2 separate regions of the Homo sapiens genome follow, and region 1 is linked to region 2. The links are chromatin contacts, found by Hi-C or POLR2A ChIA-PET in ENCODE. All regions are on one chromosome and are shown on one strand. The core of a region is the stretch at or near the end of the contact, and the rest is flanking DNA. Distances in the headings are between cores, read along the strand shown.

Region 1 (4,764 bases), core at 2,086-4,585, 260 kb before region 2:
TATCTGCATGCAGAAAAATGAAACTAGATCTCTATCTCTCCTCATAGACAAAAATCAAATCAAAATAGATTGAAGACTTAAACAAAAGGCCCAAACCTATAAAACTACTAAAAGAAAACATGAGGAAACACTTCAGGACATTGGTCTGGGCAAATATTTTTTTGGTAAGAGCTTAAAGGACAGGCAACAAAAACAAAAATAGACAAATGGGGCTTACATCAAGCTAAAAAGCTTCTGCATAGCGAAGGAAACAACAGAGTGAAGAGACAACCTATGGAATCAAAGGAAGTATTTGTAAACTATCCATCCAGACAGAGATTAGCAGTCAGAATACACAGGAACTCAATAGCAAAGCCAATTAAAAAATGGGCAAATGATCTGAATAAACATTTCTCAAAAGAAGATATACGAATGGCCAACAGGCATATGAAAATAAATGTTCAACATCACAAATATCATGGAAATGCAAATTAAAACCACAATTAGATATCATCTCACCCCAGTTAAAATAGCTATTAGCAAAAATTGAAAAAAAAAAGATGCTGGTGAAGATGTGGAGAAAGTGGAATGCTAGTACTTTGTTAGCGGGGCTGTAAATTAGTGCAGCTACTTCGGAAAACAGTATGGAGGTTCTGCAAAAACTAAAAATAGATCTGTCATGTGATCCCACAATTCCACTGTGGGATGTGTATCAAAAAGAAAGAAACTTAGTATATCTAAGAGATATCTGCATGCCCATGTTTACTGCAGCACTACTCACAATAGCCAAGATATGGAATCAACCTAAGTGTCCATCCACGAATTAATGGATAAAGAAAATGTGGTATATATACACAATGAAGTACTATTCAGCCATAAAAAGAATGAAATTCTGTCATTTACAGTAACACAGATGAAACCAGAGGTCATTATGGTAAGTGAAATAAGCCAGGCACAGAAAGAAAAATATGGCATGTTCTCACTCATATGTGGGAGCTAAAAAAGTTGATCTCATGGAGGTAGAGAGTGGAATGATGGTTACCAGAGGCTGGGAGGGGCCAGGGGAGGTGAAGAGAGGTTGGTTACTGGGCAAGAAAATACAGTTAGATAGAAGGAATAAGTTCCAGTGTTTGATAGCACAGTAGGGGGACTATGGTTAACAATAATTTATTGCATATTTCAAAATAGCCAGAAGAGATTTGAAATGTTCCCAAAATAAAGAAATGATAGATGTTTAAGGTGACGGACATCTTAAATATCCTAACATGATCATCGCACGTTATATGCATGTACCGAAATATCACATGTACCCTCATGAATATGTACCATTATTATCTACCAATAAAAAATCAAAATCATTAACTTTTTAATTTTTTTTTTTTTTTGAGACGGAGTTTCGCTCTTGTTGCCCAGGCTGAAGTGCAATGGCGCCATCTCAGCTCATTGCAACCTCCGCCTCCTGGGTTCAAGTGATGCTCCTGCCTCAGTCTCCCAAGTAGCTGGGATTACAGGCATGCGCCACCATGCCCAGCTAATTTTGTATTTTTAGTAGAGACGGGGTTTCTCCATGTTTGTCAGGCTGATCTCAAACTACTGACCTCAGGTGATCTGCCCACCTCAGCCTCCCCAAGTGCTGGGATTACAGGCGTGAGCCACCGTGCCGGCCAACTTTTTAATTGTTTATGCCTTTTGGATCAGCAATTCCATTTCTATGAATTTTCCCCAAGGAAATGATCAAAACATATGCAAAAACAAATACAAATGCATATGTGTGTGTATATATATGAATGCTAGTTGTTGCATTGTAATAGAAAAAACAGGAAACACATGTCTGCTAACAGAGGGTATTTAAATACATTATAATACATCTGGACAGTCTCATGCTATGCAAACACCTAGTGAGCTGTATCTTTATGCAGTGATAGGGAAAGATGTCCATAATATTTTATTAAGTGAAAAAGCAAGTTACAGAAGGATATATGCAAGATTTTATTTGTCGTTAAAAATCTCCATGTTTTAAAACCCACTGGAAGATGAGTCCCAGCCACACCACTGCAAGGCTTCCTTAATTGGTCCAATCATCTATTTATTAGAGTGAGTGCAATACAGTTCCTGCCCGCATGGGGGGAAACAGGCTGGGAGGAGGGCCAGGGGCAAGTAAGTGCTAGGAGGGGAAATGGGAGGGGGCTGGGCGGGCACTGTGGGGAGGGGCAGGGGTTCCCAAGGCAACGTCGAAATCTCCAAATACAGTGGGCCTGACGGGGATGACAGAGAGGCTGAAGAGACAGAGCCGTCCTGCACAGTCCAGGCACCACCCTGCCCTGCCACTGCCTGGCGGGCATCTTGAGCTCCAGACCCTTAGCCTCTCCGGGCCCCCCAGTTTTTTCCGGGTAAGAGACTCGAACTGATGCTCTCTAAGGATTCTTCAAGCTCTGAAATTCTCTGCTGACATTTGCCAGCAGCAAGGTTGACTCGAATCTGAAACCTCTGGGGAAAGTGGGGGCCTCTCCCAGAATGGAACCCTCTCTGAACACTTTCCCGGGAGGGACCTTAGACTGTGCTGCCTGTTGCCAGCGTCGCAGGCAGGAGGAGCGCAGTCACTATGGGTGGGGTGAGTGCATGGGGGAGGGAGTGAAAGAGCAAATGTCCAAGGAAGGGCATAAGAGAAGGGCTCCAGCAAGAATGCAAAGGAAGATTTGTCTAAAATGGCTTTTCAAGGCGGTCATGAGCTTGCCTCTAACCCAGCAAAGCGTGTGGAAGAAACATCGGCAGTGAGGGCTCCCATCTCTCATTTCTCAAAGAGCCGAGACTTTCAGCGAGGCCACTTGCCATTCCTGGTAGGTAATCAGATCGCTGTTAATTAATAAAGCTGTCAGGTGGCTCGTCCTCTCTGGTCATTAGTATCCTTTCAGAAAGAGAATCCTGCCATCACCGCCTTGTCCGCCCCTCCGCTTGCCAGCAATTAACTTAATGCTATGCAAATGAGAGGCTCTTCTCATCATTAGCTTATAGCCACGAATGTTAATCGCATAATTGGGTCTTCAACAGGGTAATTAGACACGATTTCCTCCATTAGTCTTACAAGGCTAATTATTGTTGAGCGGAGAGGGGGACTGCTCCCAGGGCTCCAGGCGAAGAGGGGCATCTGGTTAAAGCGAATTCGGGCGCATCGTCCGCCAGGTAAAAACAGCAGTCGCGATCCATTGTCACAGCCCACTGTCCCCACCCATCGTGGGGACCGGGCTAGGGAGGGAAACGGAACCAGGGGAAGGCCTGGGGGGGTCACACTCGTGCCCCTTGCCTGGGTCCTGGGATGCAGACAACGTGGCATTTAAAAGTGAAAGCGGAAACAAACAGCAGCCCCGCCAGCCCGGGCCCGGAGGCCCAGCCCCGCGCCAAGGGCCACCCCTCGGCGCGCTCAGCTTCCCTGGGCCTCTGCTGCTTCCTCAGTGCCATGAGGACCGCGCTCGATGGCGTCCAGGGGCCTCTGGGTTTGACTTTCATGGCTATGAATCTCGGAATGAATAAAGAGCCCAGAACGCTGGCTGGGGTAGGGGGTGGGGCAGGGGCGAGGGGACACCCTGTGGAGGAGCGGGCTGGGAGCGCGGGGGATGCCCCTCGCCCTGCACGCGCGCCCTGCCCCTGGCTGTAACCTGAGCAGCCCGCGTGAGGGTCAGTGGTGACTTCCGGGATTGAATTGGCTGGGAAGCCGGTCCCATTTCAACAGAGACCTGGGGCAGCGCGGTGGGCAGCGGGCTGGGCCGAGATCGAGACCGGGACAAGGCAGGGAAGAGCGGGATGGGTCGGCCCCTTCAAGGGGAGCCCTGGGGCGCAGTGTGGGGCGGTCTTGCTCCCTGTTGACCCCCATTCCCCCTCCCCTGGATCCAGGAACCCAGTGGGCTCTGGAAGCAGCTGCTGAGTGCACGGCAGACCCCCTGGCATGGGGTTACACCTTCTCTCAGGCCCAGCGGTGTGGGCCTCCCCAGTCAGGGAGATGCTTCCCCCATCTCATCTCAGTGGGGAGGGAGCAGCTGGTGGCCTCGGCAAACGCAGCACAGGAGATGGGAGGGTCTGGCTGAGCAGGGGGCCTCAGGAGGCCTCTGGGAAGCCAGCAGGGCAGGTGTGGACTTAGTGCCAGGGTGACCTGAAGACTCTGCGCTCAGCGGCTCAGAGCACAGGAGTCCAGGGACTCCGTCTCAGTCCGAGTCCGTCTCCACTGCCATGATGTGCTGTGTGATGAGGGCAAGACACTCAGCCTCTTGGAGCCTCAGTTTCCTCAGCTGAAAGGTTCGGGTGATGCACCCTTTCCTGGTCTTGCTGGAAGGACTAGGAGGGAAGAGGTAGGCCAGGTGCACAGCCCAGGGCCTGGCCCTCCTGCCCACAGGAGACAAGAGACTATGGAGGAAAGTGCTATGGCAGATGGTGGTCAGGCTTACACTGTGAGAATTATGTCCCTGTCAACAGAACGGGCCAGGAATCATGCACATGGCAGCCCTCTCTGGATGTTTTTACGAGATTCTGTTTATGAAAATGTGTCGCCTTCCCTGGATCGTACAATCCTCCATCTTTATATGCTTAAGCCCCTACCACAGGCTCTCAATAAGGCCATTAAGGGGTCCTTCATGGACTGAAAGGGCGCCTCTTGTAAAGAAACAAACCCCAAGGTGTCACTTGATTGAAATGTGAAGGCAGAATGAAGGTAAGCTGGAGAGTACTGGGTCTCCATCCATCTAGCATGTTCTGACTGCAATTCCCTTCAAAAGGCTCAAGGCTCCCACCTTGTTA
Region 2 (4,757 bases), core at 1,853-4,352:
TCCAGGTGGTTTGGAATCAGCTTTCCAAATTCAGAAACTCAATCTCAATACCCGGAGGTGGGAGTGCCATATTTAGCAAATTAAAAAATCACCTAGCTAAATATGAATCTCAGATAACACATATTTAGTATAAATATGCCCCAAATATTGCATGAATTCAAATTTAACTGTGTTCAATATTTTATTGGCCAACTCTACCAACAGTGACCAAGTCTTCATGACTGTCTTATGTGCACCAAACTCACAGGGATCTGATGTAAATACACCAATTTATTGATTTACAATTGCAGGCAAGGTTAAAATATACATGTTATTCAGTTTCTCCTTTCTGGAAAATGAAACAGTCAGAAGACTGGTGAACATGGAATGAGGACAAAAGGACACAAGGAAGTTTGAAAGGAAATTTCATCTCAAGGCATGGTAAATTCTGGAGAATCATCCTGGCCTCCCTACAGAGAATCCTCTTTGGTGGCAGAAAGTGCAGGTCCCCCCTGGAGAGGGCAGGTCAGGGACCACCGGGTCCTCGTGTGCAGCTCCCTGTGGAAACACGTGGTTCTTCTAGCTCAACCATCATCTGCTGGTGGTTGATTTCCCACTGTACTCTCAGGAGGTGTTCTTTCAAAGCTTTGGGGCTCCTGACCCAGCCTTCCAATTACAATACAATATATTTCACATTGAGGTTACACTTTAGAATGTATTCAGTGGGCTGAATTCATGTAGCTATTTATTCTGCCTTCTTAAACCCAAGGAGAGCAATCAGGTACTCTTCTGATTAAGAAATCACAGGCTGGGCACGGTGGCTCACGCCTGTAATCTCAGCATTTTGGGAGGCCGAGGTGGGCAGATCATGATGTCAGGAGATCGAGACCATCCTGGCCAACATGGTGAAACCCCATCTCTACTAAAAATACAAAAATTAGCTGGGCGTGGTGGCGCATGCCTATAATCCCAGCTACCCGGGAGTTTGAGGCAGGAGAATCGCTTATACCAGGGAGTCGGAGGTTGCAGTGAGCCGAGATTGTGCTACTGCATTCCAGCCTGGTGACAGAGTGAGGCTCTGTCTCAAAACAAACAAACAACAAAAAGAAATGACTTTAGGCAACATAGTGAGACCCCGTCGCCACACACACACAAATACAAAATTAGTCGGGTATGGTGGTGCACGCCTGTAGTCCCAACTACTCAGGAGGCTGAGGCAGGAGGATCACTTGAGCCCAGGAGTTCGGGGCTGCAGTGAGCCATGATCACACCACTACACTCCAGCCTGGGTGACAGAGGGAGATCGTGTCTTTCAAAAAAAAAAATCACTTCAGAAACGGGGTACCCATACCCAAGGGGTCACTTGCTCTTACTAATTTCTAGCTGTAATGCAAGTGGCATGATCATAGCTCACTGCAGCCTCCAACTCCAGGGCTCAAAGGATCCTCCTGCCTCAGCCTTTTGAGTAGTTGGGACTACTGTGGCATGCACCACCATGGCCGGCTAATTTTGTATTTTTTGGTAGAAATGGGGTCTTCCCCTGTTGCCCAGGCTGGCCTCCAACTGCTGGGCTCAACTGATCCTCCCGCCTCAGCCTCCCAAAGTGCTGGGATTACAGGCGTGAGCCACTGTGCTGGGCCATGATTCTCATCTCCCAATATTCTCAAACCCAGTCCCTTCATCTCTTGACTGGATTATGCAGTCTCGGAGCTGGTTTATCTGAACTCACTTTCTCCCCCTTTGATCTGTTCTCCACACAACAGCCAGAGAGGTCTTTCAAATGCATGAATGGGATCACTGCTCCGCATAAAACCCTTCAAGGGGCCAGGCGCGGTGGCTCACGCCTGTAATCCCAGGACTTGGGGAGGCCGAAGCAGGCGGATCATTTGAGGTCAAGAGTTCAAGACCAGCCTGGCCAACATGGTGAAACCTCGTCTCTACTAAAAATACAAAAATTAACCGGGCATGGTGGCAGGCGCCTGTAATCCCAGCTATTCGGGAGGCTGAGGCACGAGAATAGCTTGAACCCGAGGCGGAGGTTGCAGTGAGCCGAGAAAGCGCCACTGCATTCTAGCCTGGGCGACACAGCGAGATTCCTTCTCAAAAAAAGAAACCTTCAGGGGCTCTCCACGGCACTGGGAAGCAGCCAGCCCGACGGGTGGACCCTTTTCGTGGGTGCGGGTCTCTGACCTCGGTCGGCCTCGGACCTCATCTCCTCCCTGTTTGAGGGGCCACACTCCTCGCTCCGGGGCTTTGCAGCAGCCCTGGGCGCCTACCGGACAGACGCCGTTCTCCCCGCCTGGGTCTTGAGTAGGGCCCAGCACACAGTAGGCGCTTAATGTCTGCCTGCCTAACAGACGAACGCCGGATGCCCGCGTTCGGCCCCGAGCCGGCGCTTCGGGGCTTTCTGTGGAGGCGGGGCGATGGTTACAGCACAGTTCCCCCGCGCTCGCCTTTTCCACATCCACCTCCGCGAGGCCCCCCGCAAGCGCCGTTGGAAACCTAGTCCCGAGGGGGCTGCAAGAGCTTGGGAGAAGAAGCGCCAACACCGACAGAATACCAGGCCGACCCAATGCGGAAATCAATTCTCAGCCGGGACCTTTTCCCCACCAAGCAGGCGGGCCGGAAGTCTGCCTCTGGCCCGCCCCCGAGGTGTCATTGGGTGGAATACCCAGAAGAGGGCTGGGACGTGGTTAACTCTAGTTCTTTATTGGTTAAAACGTACGAAGCTGGAGGAGAAGGTGGGACCTAGCTTCCTCCGGACTTCTCATTGGCTCAAAAAAAAACTCGCTCGGCCCTCGGATTCTCATTGGCTGAAGTCGAGGGAGGTTTGTGTCTTATTATCCTCCGGGTCCCTCGCTGGCTAGTAGGAGAGACTGGTGCTTGCCCCGCCCGGTGGACTAACTCGCTTAATTTTAAATAAAAAGTCGAGGACACGGCGGTCGTTTTCCCGAAGACATGGGCCCTCCCATGGGCCATTTGCTCCCTGGAGGCCCTCGCGTCTTGCTGAGCCCGGGGAGTTAGGATGACGCGAGCGGTGAGGGAGCCCGGAACGATTCCTTCGCGGAACAATTGAGGCGAGGCCTTTGGGAGTACTTTGTGGGACGGACCCTGGCGGGCCCTGCCAGACGCACAGGGATGGCGGCGGAGGCGGCCGATTTGGGGCTGGGGGCCGCCGTCCCCGTGGAGCTGAGGCGGGAGCGACGCATGGTGTGCGTGGAGTACCCGGGAGTGGTGCGTGATGTGGCTAAGATGCTGCCGACTCTGGGCGGCGAGGAAGGCGTCTCCCGGGTAAGGGGCTGGGAATCTCGGTGTTGGAATAAGAGCTCGGAGTCGCAAAGAAAACGAGCACTCAAAGGATTTCTCAGCAAGGGAAATTTAGCAAATTTACTTACGCAGAAGGGTGCTGCTCGCTCTTCTGGCCGCTGCAAGAGAGCCAACAGAACAAAGAAGGGAAGGATTTTTGTTTTTGTTTTTGTTTTTTTGTTGGTTTTTCAGGCGGAGTTTCGCTCTTGTTTCCCAGGCTGGTGTGCGGTGGTGCGATTTTGGCTCACTGCAACCTCCGCCTCCAGGGTTCAAGCGATTCTCCTGCCTCAGCCTCCAGAGTAGCTGGGATTACAGGCGCATGCCACCACGCCCGGCTAAATTTGTATTTTTTAGTAGAGAGGGGGTTTCACCATGTTGGTCAGGCTTGTTGGAAATAAATTTTGGGTGCCGCAAAGAAGAATCAGCACTCTGGCAAACAGTTTTCTCAGCAAGGCAAATTTCCTTCTATAGAAGGGTGCATCTTGCGGATGGAGCAATGGCGAGAGCACACCGACAAGGAAGGGGAAGGGGTTCCTATCTCTTACACAGCTAGTCTCTACTGCTGTGTCTTTCCCATATTGGCTAGGGTTGGACCGCACAGTCTAAGCTAATTCCGATTGGTTATTTCAAAGAGGGCAGGGGCACAGGCCTGAGTGGCGGGGTGAGTAGTTTTGGTGGGAAGGATGGTTACAGAGCAGGTGACTCAGGATGACTAAGGACAGAGCAGGTGATAGAAGCTAGGAAGGGGTTGTTTACTGAAACTAGGGGCAAGGAGGCGTAAAGAACGAGGGGTTAAACTTTAAAATGGAGAACAAAGAACAGGGAAGCTGAACATACTGACATATTGGTTCTTTGAAATGGAACTCATAACTCATTGTATTTATTAATTTTCCCCCTCTTGAATTTAAAGGAAGGTAAAAGGCTAAAATCTTTGAAGTGGAATTTACTGTGTCCTATAGGCTGGTCTTGAACTCCTGAGCTCAGGTGATCCACCCGTCTTGGCCTCCCAAAGTGCTGGGATTATAGGCGTGAGCCACCGTGCCCAGCCTGGAATGGGTTTTTATCCCTAAGGCAGTCAGTCCCTGTTTTTGTGTCCTGTCCCTGCTGGTTGGAGTTGGACCACACAATCTAAGCTAATCTCAATTGGCTATTTTAAATAGAACAGGGGTGTGGGTTACAGTGACGGGACGAGCGATTTCGGTGGGAAGACTAGTTTCGGCGGGAAGGGCAGTTAAACAGAGCGGGTAACTAAGGGCAAGGAGGCACAAAGAACAAGGAAGTTAGACTTTGAAGATGGAGAACAAAGAACAAGGGAGTTGAACAAGCTGAACCTTTGAAGAAGAATTCACTGTATAGAACAGTTTCCCCCTCTTGATTTTCATACTTCTTTCTCTTCAAACCTTTTTAGCATGTCTCGACTTTGCTGTTCTTGGTTTTCTAAAAGTAGAAGTTTGTCTGAATAAGGCGGGGGG

Evidence for each region. Hi-C counts contacts between places; a loop is a spot of excess contacts on that map. ChIA-PET counts read pairs that join two places held with the same protein, here RNA polymerase II (POLR2A). Pooled maps may share reads with other maps.
Region 1: a pooled map shows a loop between it and region 2 (11-fold over the local background). The contact joins the enhancer-like site here to the promoter of GTF3C5 in region 2. A Hi-C loop is called at or near these places in 2 of 37 single-sample maps with no recorded cell type and 8 of 50 pooled maps. POLR2A ChIA-PET finds 5 or more read pairs at or near these places in 5 of 52 experiments (A549, PC-9, WTC11 and 2 more).

Annotation. Positions count from the first base shown.
Region 1 is chr9:132,766,921-132,771,684 of GRCh38, forward strand. All of the region lies in intron 11 of AK8 (adenylate kinase 8), which reads right to left. Among named protein-coding and RNA genes, the nearest start is that of GTF3C4, 99 kb to the left of the region's middle. RefSeq lists enhancers at 3,052-3,111, 3,222-3,516 and a silencer at 3,382-3,681. Within about 2 kb of position 3,336, at least 34 of the 41 ENCODE cell types and tissues checked have a DNase peak (open chromatin) inside an H3K27ac peak, as active enhancers do.
Region 2 is chr9:133,027,895-133,032,651 of GRCh38, forward strand. GTF3C5 (general transcription factor IIIC subunit 5) reads left to right here and starts at 3,103. Exons shown (of 11, transcript NM_012087.4): 1 at 3,103-3,270. The coding sequence starts at 3,118. It overlaps LOC105376306 (a long non-coding RNA gene), which reads right to left and starts at 2,528. Exons shown (of 2, transcript NR_135119.1): 1 at 2,256-2,528; 2 at 258-537. RefSeq lists enhancers at 2,284-2,533, 2,768-3,419, 2,864-3,123.